Regions from separate parts of the Homo sapiens genome. Here region 1 is linked to region 2. Evidence: read pairs that join two places in POLR2A ChIA-PET (ENCODE). Cell type or tissue: IMR-90. All regions are shown on one strand. Each heading gives the region's core, and the rest is flanking DNA. Links, peaks and the distances in the headings are about the cores only.

What was found. ChIA-PET counts read pairs that join two places held together with the same protein. Peaks named below come from ENCODE experiments on the same cell type or tissue, not always from the same donor. Only the 100,000 strongest peaks of a DNase experiment are listed, where the experiment ranks them.
Region 1: POLR2A ChIA-PET joins it to region 2 with 5 read pairs; 2 of 35 experiments call an interaction of 5 or more read pairs at or near these places.

Annotation. Positions count from the first base shown.
Region 1 is chr5:105,842,424-105,847,817 of GRCh38, reverse strand. No RefSeq gene overlaps it. Among named protein-coding and RNA genes, the nearest start is that of LINC01950, 1.2 Mb to the left of the region's middle. In IMR-90, for the core only: no CTCF peak of the experiment used is centred there; no DNase peak of the experiment used is centred there.
Region 2 is chr5:105,951,714-105,957,107 of GRCh38, reverse strand. No RefSeq gene overlaps it. Among named protein-coding and RNA genes, the nearest start is that of LINC01950, 1.1 Mb to the left of the region's middle. In IMR-90, for the core only: no CTCF peak of the experiment used is centred there; a DNase peak (open chromatin) is centred at 2,557.

The DNA.
Region 1 (5,394 bases), core at 295-5,294, 110 kb after region 2:
TAAAGTTTGATGGAAACATCCTAGACTGCAGTGCAGTTCAAGGAAGATTCAGCTAAGCCATTCAAAACTCTTCAAGCCAAAGCCATCTAACAGAGAAGTTTGTATGTGCTGGGAACAGGCCTTCCTTGGTATCCTTGCTTAACTCAGTCTTTTGCCAGGAGCAGCCCATGGATGTTGTGGGCTTGTAAAAATGATGTAATGATTTCAAAGTACAGCATCTGAGCTTTCCCTCAATAGAATCATCAAGGTTGCCACAATTAGTATATCTTAATACTTACTTTAAAGTTATTAACATTATTTATTATATTAATAAATTATTTTATACATTTATTTTAAATTTATTTTTCTATTTTCATTTTATATATTTTGTTTTATGTATTCATTTTTTATATATATACATGTTCTTTATATATAAGATTATTTTAAAAATATAGAATGTGTACATATATGAATGTATGTGAGTGTGTGTGTCTCTGTGTATATGTATGTATATACACATTATTATTTATTTTTAAGAGGGTCTCGCTTTATTGCTCAGGCTGGAGTGCAGTGGTGCAATCATAGCTCACTGCAACCTTGAACTTCTGGGCTCGAGTAATCCTCCCGTTTCAGCCTCCCAAGTAGCTAAGACCACAGGCACGCTAAACTTTTTTTAAGTTTGATTTTTTTAGAGACAGGTCTTGCTGTGTTGCCAAAATTATTCTCATTTGCCAAAGAGTCTAGGGACTCTTCAGTTCCCTTTAATGTCTTACCTTTGTTGATGGCTAAGGATATTAGGGTTTGAGTTAAGTTTTTTGGGTTGACTTTTGATAGGCCAGAGTGCCACTTGTTCTATTGCTGCCCCAATTCCTGTCAGAATTAATTATACTACTCATTGACTTCTTGTATTCCTGGATCTTATGAGAATATAGACTATGACTCTTGGAGGGGCAAGAGTGGCCAATGTACATTCACCTCTGTTCTAAGTTTTTGATATACAAGGGAAAGCCACTCCTAAAGGAACAGGTGGCTTCCTGAGTAGTCATGGCCACAGACAAAAATAAGCCCAGGTGGCATGCTGGGTCATCATGGCTCCAAACAAAGAGGATCTATGTGTCATAATGTCTATCCTTTGTGGCCAAGTTGGGTCTATAGAAAGATTCTTCCCCTGCTCCAATGAGAATGGCCGAACAATATTTGTTTTCGAGAAGGGGGTGATATACCCACTTCCCTAACCTTCCCAGGTTAGGTAGTGTTCTTTTTTGTTTTTTTTTCTGTATGTTCTTACCTGGAAATAGGCACCGTATATGGTCTCCTTGCCTTGGGAACTTGGCAACTAGAGTTGGATTAGAGTGTCACAGGGAAACTTCCACTTTTGTGTCATTAACACAGAGTGGGTACAAAAGATAGCATCATTAATGTACTGGAGATATAGATAACCCAACTTTCTAGGTCCTGGTAATAGTGGTGGTGGAGTTCAGGAGGAGTCTGTTAAGTGGGGGAGAATTCCACCAAAAAATAGGGGTCTGAGTACATTAGAATCACTATCATTAGTTAGGAGGTCTGGGGACTGGAACTTTCTATCCTGGGGAGGTTGATAACAAATCTAGCAACCATAAAGGTGATTCCTTGAATCTATAATTTTAATAATATTTACTATACAGTTTTTTTCCCACCCACACTGGATCAGGGTAATTGGGATAGCAAAGAGGATTAACAATGCCAGCATAGTGTCTGTTTGGGCCTTAGAGTGGCCTCTTTCCCCAACAAAGACAAAAGGGATATTTCCCAGGAGGAGGTGGTAGTCTAAAGTGATAGAAAATAAGTATTACAGTAAGGAAGATGAGATAAATCAATGCTTCTTTTCCCACCCACAGAAACATGTTACCACTTCCAGCAGAGTGTTGGTTCCTTTAGGATCTATATTTTTTGGCAGTTGATTCTCTACCTCTGAGGTAACAGAGATCTTTCAAAGGTTTACAGATGTAGGTCACAGTGTCTTCCCTTTGTGACTGTGACTCATAAGAACAGTTTTAATCCCTTTTAGCACACCCAAGTAGTTATTTTCTGAAATTTAACAGCAGTATGGGGGCACTTAACAACATCTAATAAGAGCTCTTCCATTTTGGATGTAATTGATCCTTGGGGACTCTTCTTTTTAAGTTTTTAGTAAGACTAAATCTCATGGTTGAACAGGGGAGCTATTCTTTTCCTTTGTGGGAAAGGGCAATGTTTTATTTTAATATTGGTGGGTCTCCTGAACCTGGCCTAAATTCCAAAGTGGAGAAGGAAGGTTTGTATAGCTAATTACTGCAAGCCAAGACCACAGCAGCACAACACACAGAACCCACCGACAAGCTACTTTTACAAGCCCGTGTCCTGGCTCCTAGTCTTTAGCTCCCATACTGCTCAAAAGGAGTTCAAGGGGCAGTGAGTGCCTACTCGTTTCCACTGTCACCCAGCCCAGAACATCCAGCTGGCTACAAGCCCCTGGCCATGGAGATCCCACCAAGGAACACAATGGAACAAGGACAGGTAGCACACCACCCAGCATTGGCACAGAATAAAATAAAAGCTTAGTTCTTGACATTGTCTTTGGTACACCCTGACAAAAAGGAGAATACAAACCAAAAAATCAAAATCCATAGCCTCCAACAGACTGAACAAATGCATCCCTCCTGGCCAAAGGAAATGTAATTGGGCAGGCATGCATTGGCCCCCAAAACCTTTCTAAGCAATATAAGAATCAAAAGCCAAAAGCCAAAATAAAGTTGCACGTAGAGAAAATGTGTAACTTTTCTCAAGAAACTTTTTTTTAAGATCATAGAATTAAGCTATATTGGGGGAAAACACTGCTCCCCACAGACCTATAAGAAAAAATACTTTAGCATTAGCTTACAACAACAGTTAGAATCAGAGGAGAACACTTCAGAGGAACTGCCCAAAAGCTAAAGAAATGAGTTACATTAATCTGAGAAGCTTTCAAAAGAAATAGATTACAGGATTGAAAAGTAAATTTTCTGGTAATTCAGTAAATTAGCACCTTAAGAAAAATTGGTTTTAAAATGTAGATCATTCTTTAGAAATTCTCTTATAAACAATTTCTTTTTAATTACAGCTAGTTTGATTACACACAAAATTCCTTTCATAAATTCCTCTTTATGAACCTTATGACCAATGCAGACCATCTACAAAATGCTTGGATTTTCTGACTTGTCCATACTACCTCTGTCTTAAATAACCAATCATTTTACTCTAGGAAAAGAATTTACTGTACAAGACTCTTTTTAAACAAAATTACTGTTTCTTTATATCCCTCCTTCTTATTTATACTCACTAGTTCCCTCATTTTTGAACCTCCCTTTTAATAATTTCTGAAATAAAACTATTTTTCCCAATAAATGATATATTTTTGGCATGTTTTATATGAATCTAGGAAGCAAGAAATCCTGAACTGCTCACCAGATTTTGGCATTATATAGATGAGAATCATTTTATAAATTTAAGATTTTTAACTGTAAAAAATGCTCACTATTTAAGCATCTATTCTATTCCCATGTATTTAACTTTTTCACTTTTAACAGATTTCTCTAGACCACCTCCAAGAATCAGGATACCATGCAGAGCTAGTCACCATTTAAAGGCATTTTAACCATCTTAATGCCTATGAACATCAGTGACTTAGCTAGGTAAAAATATTAAATTTTAGAAGACACAACATTCTCTGCAAACTAATAATCTTAGACTATCTTGTTTAACTTATGAGCACTCTTTTATTTATAAGGCCACTCTTTTATTTATGAGGCCAGGTGCAGTGGGTCATGCCTATAATCCCAGCACTTTGGGAGGCCAAGGCGGGTGAATCACTTGAGGTCAGGAGTTTGAGACCAGCCTGGTGAAACACCATCTCTACTAAAAATGCAAAAGATTAGCCAGGCATGATGACATGCACCTGTAGTCCCAACTACTTGGGAGACTGGGGCAGGAGGGTCCCTTGAACCTGGAAGGCAGAGATTGCAGTGAGCTGAGATCGCACCACTGCACTCTAGCCTGGGCAACAGAGCAAGACTGTCTCAAAACCAAACGAACAAAAAAATGTCAATATGATAGCACACTAGACACAACACACATTTAAACACCTGCATATATACCTAAACAAACGCATCAGATAAAATGACCTGTATAAGACAACAGGATTCAAGTTATAAATTGTGACCCATCTATTTGGCCAAATTTTGTTTGTCCCAAATGGAAGAGAAGAAAAGACAGGGGAGGGGATCCCATGGCATCAAATATAAGGAAGGAAAGGGGCAAACTGCATTGCTCAAGGAAAGACCCTGGAGTTCTCAAGCCTCTGGAGAGCTCACCTAACAGTAGAGACACTGAAAAAAAATGTTTAGGCAGCCACTTGTCACCACTGTGGAAAGCTGTCCATCGGGTTCTAGGGTCTGTGTTCCCCAGTAAACATACTTGAGCAAGGCATCTCTTTGGGGTTAGTGGAAGAAGGTAAGCTCTATAATTTATGCAGAGCTTTTTCTCTCTGTCTCACACAGTTAGGACATTCTCATTGCCATTGGCCTTTTTGCTTATAGTAAGCACACTAATTCTGGCCCAGGGGTTGGCAAGTTTGGAGCTCTTGTCTGGGCATTCCAGACACCAATCTTGTGACACTTTCTCAGGATGGGCAGCCCTGAGAGTGCAGAGGGGCTTAAAGCATTTGCTAATAATTGTACTTTTTGGCTCTTTTTTTTTAAAACACCTCTGTTGCCCTGTCTCTGTTGTCATAAACTTTAAAGGCCATGTTTAAGAGTTAGCTCATAGGAGTTAGAGGTCCCATTGCTCATTTTTGTAGCTTCCTCCTAATGTCAGGGGCAGATTGAGTAATAAAATGTATACTGAGAAGAACTTGCCCTTCTGAAGAGTAGGGGTCTGCATTAGCAGATTTTCTGAGGGCCTGAACCAAATGCCCCCAAAGCAGAGTAGGATTTTCCTCTTTTACCTGACTTATTTATCAACTTTGTCATAATTGACTGGTTTAACCGCATGCTTTTTCCTCTACTTTTTTTCCCACAGCACAGCAAGTGGATGACAATATTTGTAAGTCATGACAAGTTAAATAAAAGAACATGGTCCATTTAACAAACTCATTTATAAACTTTTCTGGATTCTCTGAAAACTGACCAAATTTGTCTTTGTATAAAGCTATACACATAGAAAATGGCACATGTATTCTAAGTATTCCCTCACGTCCATCAGTCACCTCCCACAATGGACACAGATTTGACTTTAGGAGCTGATATGGGTCCTGCTTCTGGTGGTTCTGGTTGGGCTTATGCTTTGGGGCAATGGTGGGTATAGGCTGGCGCTAATTGAATAAAGGTGGTTTCCTAATGACCTTGGGGTGGAATCCTTCAT
Region 2 (5,394 bases), core at 71-5,070:
GTTACAGAATTGACAGGGTGGTGCCACTCAAGGAGACTGAGCTAGAGCAGTTATTGAAGTAGGAGAAAATCCATAAGAAATAAATATGTCTGAATCCAGGACAGAAAGGGATTCCAAAAGGAGTGAGTCATCAGTGGCATGGAATGGCACAGTTACTTAAAAGTTCAACATAAAACCCACTTTTCCTGGCCAGAGAAATTGGAGAAAGGAGACTCTATGGTCCATAGATTTGGGGGGGATTCCTCATTTTTTTTCTGTTTTCTCATATTACTTAGCCTTGAGGGGGCTCCAGAATAATGGAACTGCATCAAAGCATGGCAAGCTAAATTACTGGGGAGACAAAGAAAAGATTTCTGGCCAGAAGACTAGGTAAGGTGCCCTTGTATACAGAGAGTGTGGGGAAATTCTAGAAAGGAGAGAGCTAGGGAAGAGAACTTCCTGTTTCTGTCTTGTTAAATATAAACAAGACTGGGCTTACACAGTATTAATGGAACCACCCACACAAGCATAGCAAAGGATTTGAAAACTAAAGAGTAATCGCACATTTGATAAACCTAGAACCAGACTAACTATGAAAAAGAGGAAAGAATTCTCTCAACCCATAATTCTGTATCTGGCAAAAATATTCTTCAGAAATTATAGCAAAATAAAGAAAGACATTCTTAGATAAAGAAAAACTAATGGAAGTGGTTACTAGCAGACTGGCCCTAAAAAGTGTTAAAGTTACTCAAGCTAAAGAGAAATGATTCCAGAAGAAATCACACAACTTCAGAAATGAAGAACGAGCAAAATATATAGTAATTATTTAAGATAATACAATAGATATCATACAAAGCATACTACCTGACCATAACAGAATGAAACTAGATATAATAATGGAAAGGTATCCATAAATCTCCAAATAGTAGAAAATTAAATAATATGCTTCTAAAAACCCCATGGGTCTAAGAGGACATCTCAAGAATATAAATAAATTTTTAAATAAATGCAAGTAAAATTAATATGTCAACACTTGTGAGATATATTGTAAAACAGTGCTTTGAGGAAAAGTTTAAAATTAAATGCACATATTGGAAAATAATAATTATCTAAAATCAGTAAGCTAGGTCTTCACTTTAAGCACCACAGGAAGAACAACATAAACCTGGGTTAAGCTGAAAGAAGGTAATAGTGGTGATTGATTAGAGCTGAGATCAGTGTAAATAAAAACAACAAAAATAGAGGAAAATCAATAAAACCAAAGGGATTTTTTAAGGATCAATAAAATTGATAAACATCTAGCAAAGCTAATGAAAAACTGAAAGAAAACACAAATTATCAATATTACAAATGAAAGATGGGGCATCAGTACATGCTTCACTGATATTAAAAAGATGATAGGACAGTATTACAAACAATTCCATGGCAATCCACTTACAAAAGGGCCAATCCTTGAAAGATACAAACTACCAAAAATATTTCAAGATGAAATAAAAACCATGAGTTTTAACGTATCCACAGAGGGCCGGGCTCAGTGGCTCACACCTGTAATCCCAGCACTTTGGGAGGCTGAGGCGGGCAGATCACTTGAGGTCAGGAGTTTGAGACTAGCCTGGCCAACATGGTGAAACCCCAACTCTACCAAAAAATACAAAAATTAGCTGGGCTTGGTGGTGCGTGTCTATAATCCCAGCTACTCAGGAGGCTGAGTCAGGAGAATCGCTTGAACCTGGGAGTCGGAGGTTGCAGTGAGCTGAGATTGCACCACTGCACTCCAGCCTGGGTAACAGAGAGAGACTTCGTCTCAAAAAAAATAAAAAAATAAAAAATAAACTATCAAAGTTTCCACAGAGTAAATCACTGGGCCCTGATGGTTTCACTGGTGAATTCTACCAAACATTTAAGACAGAAATCATATCAATTCTACATAATTTCTTCCAGAAAATAGAATGAGAGAGAATATGTTTATTTCTTTATTAGCCCAGCATTATCCTCATATCATAATCAGACAAAGTCATTACAAAGAAAGAAAACTATAAATATCCATCATGGATATAGATACAAAATCCTCAGAAAAATACTTGCAAATCAAATCAAACAATAAATAAAGGGATAATATTTTATAACCAAGTGGAATTCATTTCAGTAATGAAAGACTTTGTTTAAGATTTGAAACTCAGACAAAGAAGAAAAGCTGTATGATTAATTTCAATTGATGTAGATAAAATCCTTTAATAAAATTCAGCATTTATTCATATAAAAAGCTGTTTTTAACTCTTTTTGCTCGGAGCAAACTAGGATTAAAGGAAACTTCTCTAACCAGCTAAAATGGAACTCCAAAAAGTCAAGGGCTATGACTTAGTTATTATTTTGTTCAGTGTTTAATAGAGTCCCTATCATAAAGGTGAAACGAAGTTTGTGAAATAAATTCTTCCCAAATACATAAACAGTGCCAAATTTAAACCACAGATACACAAGTGCATGTGTGCATGTGTGTGCACACACACACGCATGCACAGAAACTGTGTTGAACATATAGATTCAATTACTCAACCAATGTTTATAAATATCATCAAGGAGTGATGACTCAAATGTAAGGAGATACGTGGTGTGTGTGTGTGTGTGATACAGTAGGAGTTTATTTATAGGGCAAGATTTGATTCTGTGAATACTTTATCTTGAAGATTTAGATTGTTAAAAAAAATAAGTATTTCTCTAGTTTTCAAAAAATGCCATGATATGTTTTAGAAAGCTGATATAATATCTTTGAATAATTTGGAACAGGTTGGTAAAGGGACAAAAACCATGTAGAGTTTTATTCTAGGTGTTACGATCTGGGTCTCAATGACAGTAGATTTGATGTAAATGGATAGATAAGAAAAACACATTGGCAATCTTTGTTTCTTCAATTTCATGAGGTAAATCAATCAGGCTATAAGAAAATATTTGTTTTCAAGGAAGAAGAGGAATAAAAAATCATTCATTTAAAATAATTATTTTGTTCTCTGGCAACAGCTAAATTCAGCCATAGCAACTGAAATAATAAAGTATGTATTCATTTATTTATATATTAGTTTAAACAAATATTTGTATTTATACACATGCATATTTCTATTAATTTTTGTATCTTTTATCGCAGAGTATACATGTACTAATAACATTTATTAGACCCGACATCCTATATTTTACCCAATAAATGTTTTGGCCTTAAAGATACTTAAGATAGTCACACACAAGTAATTAATTTAATGACCAAGCAGGGTTACTTGTGGCAAAGAACTAAACAGTCTTGTTTACTCTAGATCTATCTTTGCCAGCCAGGATATATTTTCTAAGCTTACTGAACATTTAATGTGGTGTGGTTACGAGGAACAGCTGTTTGTTTTTTTTGTTTGTTTTTTTGTTTTTTTTTTAATGAACATACTTACAGTGAATTATATTATGGACCAAAGGTCTGCATCCCACTGAAAGGGCAGATGGATAAATGTTTGGTTTATGTTACCAAAAGGAGAAATGTTTCTGAATTCGATATTTCAGTTCACCTTATCATCAACTAGATAAAACTCCATATGCCTTAAGGTAATACCTTGATGGAGCTCTACTTAGCCTTCCGTCTTTCCTGTTCATTATTTTAAATTATGCTCACAAAGTAAATATAGATTTATAATTTATTTTTAAGGGTCAAGTGTAGAAGTTGAGTCTTTTTATAATTACATTGCTAGCTTATTTAATTATTCTTGAAATGTATTTTCTCTATTAAGGAAGCCAAGGGAAGGTAGAAAAATAAACATAAACATACAAAGCTGTAAGGAATTATGGTACTGTGTAAGCTTCAGACAGTGAAAGAAATCTTATAGAAATTTGTCTGAATCCAGAATCATAAGGCTCTCCATAATATTTCTTGGTTTGTTTATTTTTGCCTACACACCTCGTTGCACAAAAAAGTGTGCTAATAATGAGATGGCGAGATCCGGGATTGTGTGATGTTCATATGGTTTACACAGCAGAGGCAGCTGTTGGTGCCAATTATGTAGCAATAAGCTTGAGCAGCTGCCAAAAGAATGAAAACCAAATTTGACTTAAAAGCAAGTGAGACATGATGCTCTGAAAGCTTCTGTCTCCCAGGACAAGTAGATGCCTGTCTATATATATTAGATAGTAATTGGAGCCATTAAATCAACAGACAAAGACACTCTGTCTTCACATATGATCATTTCAGTCATAATAAGATCAGGATCTTAAATTTCTAACTTAAAAAAATTCTATAGACTTTACAAATGGCTCACAAATGTATGATTTAAATGTCTGGGCCCATTTATACAAAATCACCATGCTGAATATACACACAAGAGATAGCCAAACATACAGTCTGCCTCACTTATAATAAAACATAGCCACCTCTTTAGTGGAATTAAGCAGATGTTTAAAATTTTTCAAAACATTTTCAATATGACTTAAGACAGGAAATGAAGAAAATTATATCCAATTTAAGCTCTAGGAAGTATGCAGACAGGCTATAATCATCTATTATTAAGGCAACTAGTGTAAAGGATAGCAAACATCTATCCAGAAAGAAGATTTCTTGCATTGGCGGAGACTTTTGAATTGCAGTGACATGACAAATGAGGAATCCTTTTATGTTCTATGTTCATCTATCTCTTTTTGAGGTCTAGTCTTTTCATTCATTCATTTATTTTTATAAATTTAAACTTTGTTAGATACTGAAAGAAATCCAGTTTTGATAACTAGTAACAAGGGATTTTAGTCTGTTTCAGATGAGAAGCACAAATGAGAAAAATAAAAAAGATAAAATATTCAGAGAAGGAATGTAGCCTGAATAATAGATGGTATATTAAGAAATAGCCATTAATATAATATATTCCTATATCTGTAAGTTAGGGAAAATATTAGGTATTCAAAATGTCAAATTCTACTTATGGTGTAAAAAGAGAACAGCTTTATGTTTTTCATTTTTGATATTAAATATTAGCCTCTGTGACTTTCCAATTCTTATGTAGTTGAGAAAGACCACAATCAGATGGTGTATATTTGTTGTCCTTGAAATGCACCTATCTACCTCTCCGGGACTGGACAGCTTTGAGGACTTTTGGTCTTAACTACTTTAAAGTATTGAAAGTAAGAAATTGTGCTGCAAATGCTGAACAAAACTTTTTCTCAGGGGTTTTCCAGAGATAGGAGTTTTGCCACAAGGAGGCCTTCATTTTCTATATTCTGGCTCTTGAACTGATAAACCGCCAGCCTTTGCCACTTACAAGATTCCTGAGAGTAGTTGTTTACCTGCTATAGGCATTGACAACTTATTGGCTAGTAAGGCCCTGACAAAAGAGAAACAAACCAAGATTGCTATCACTTAAGTTACTCCGGCAGCTAAAGCAGCAAGCCGACCGACAATAT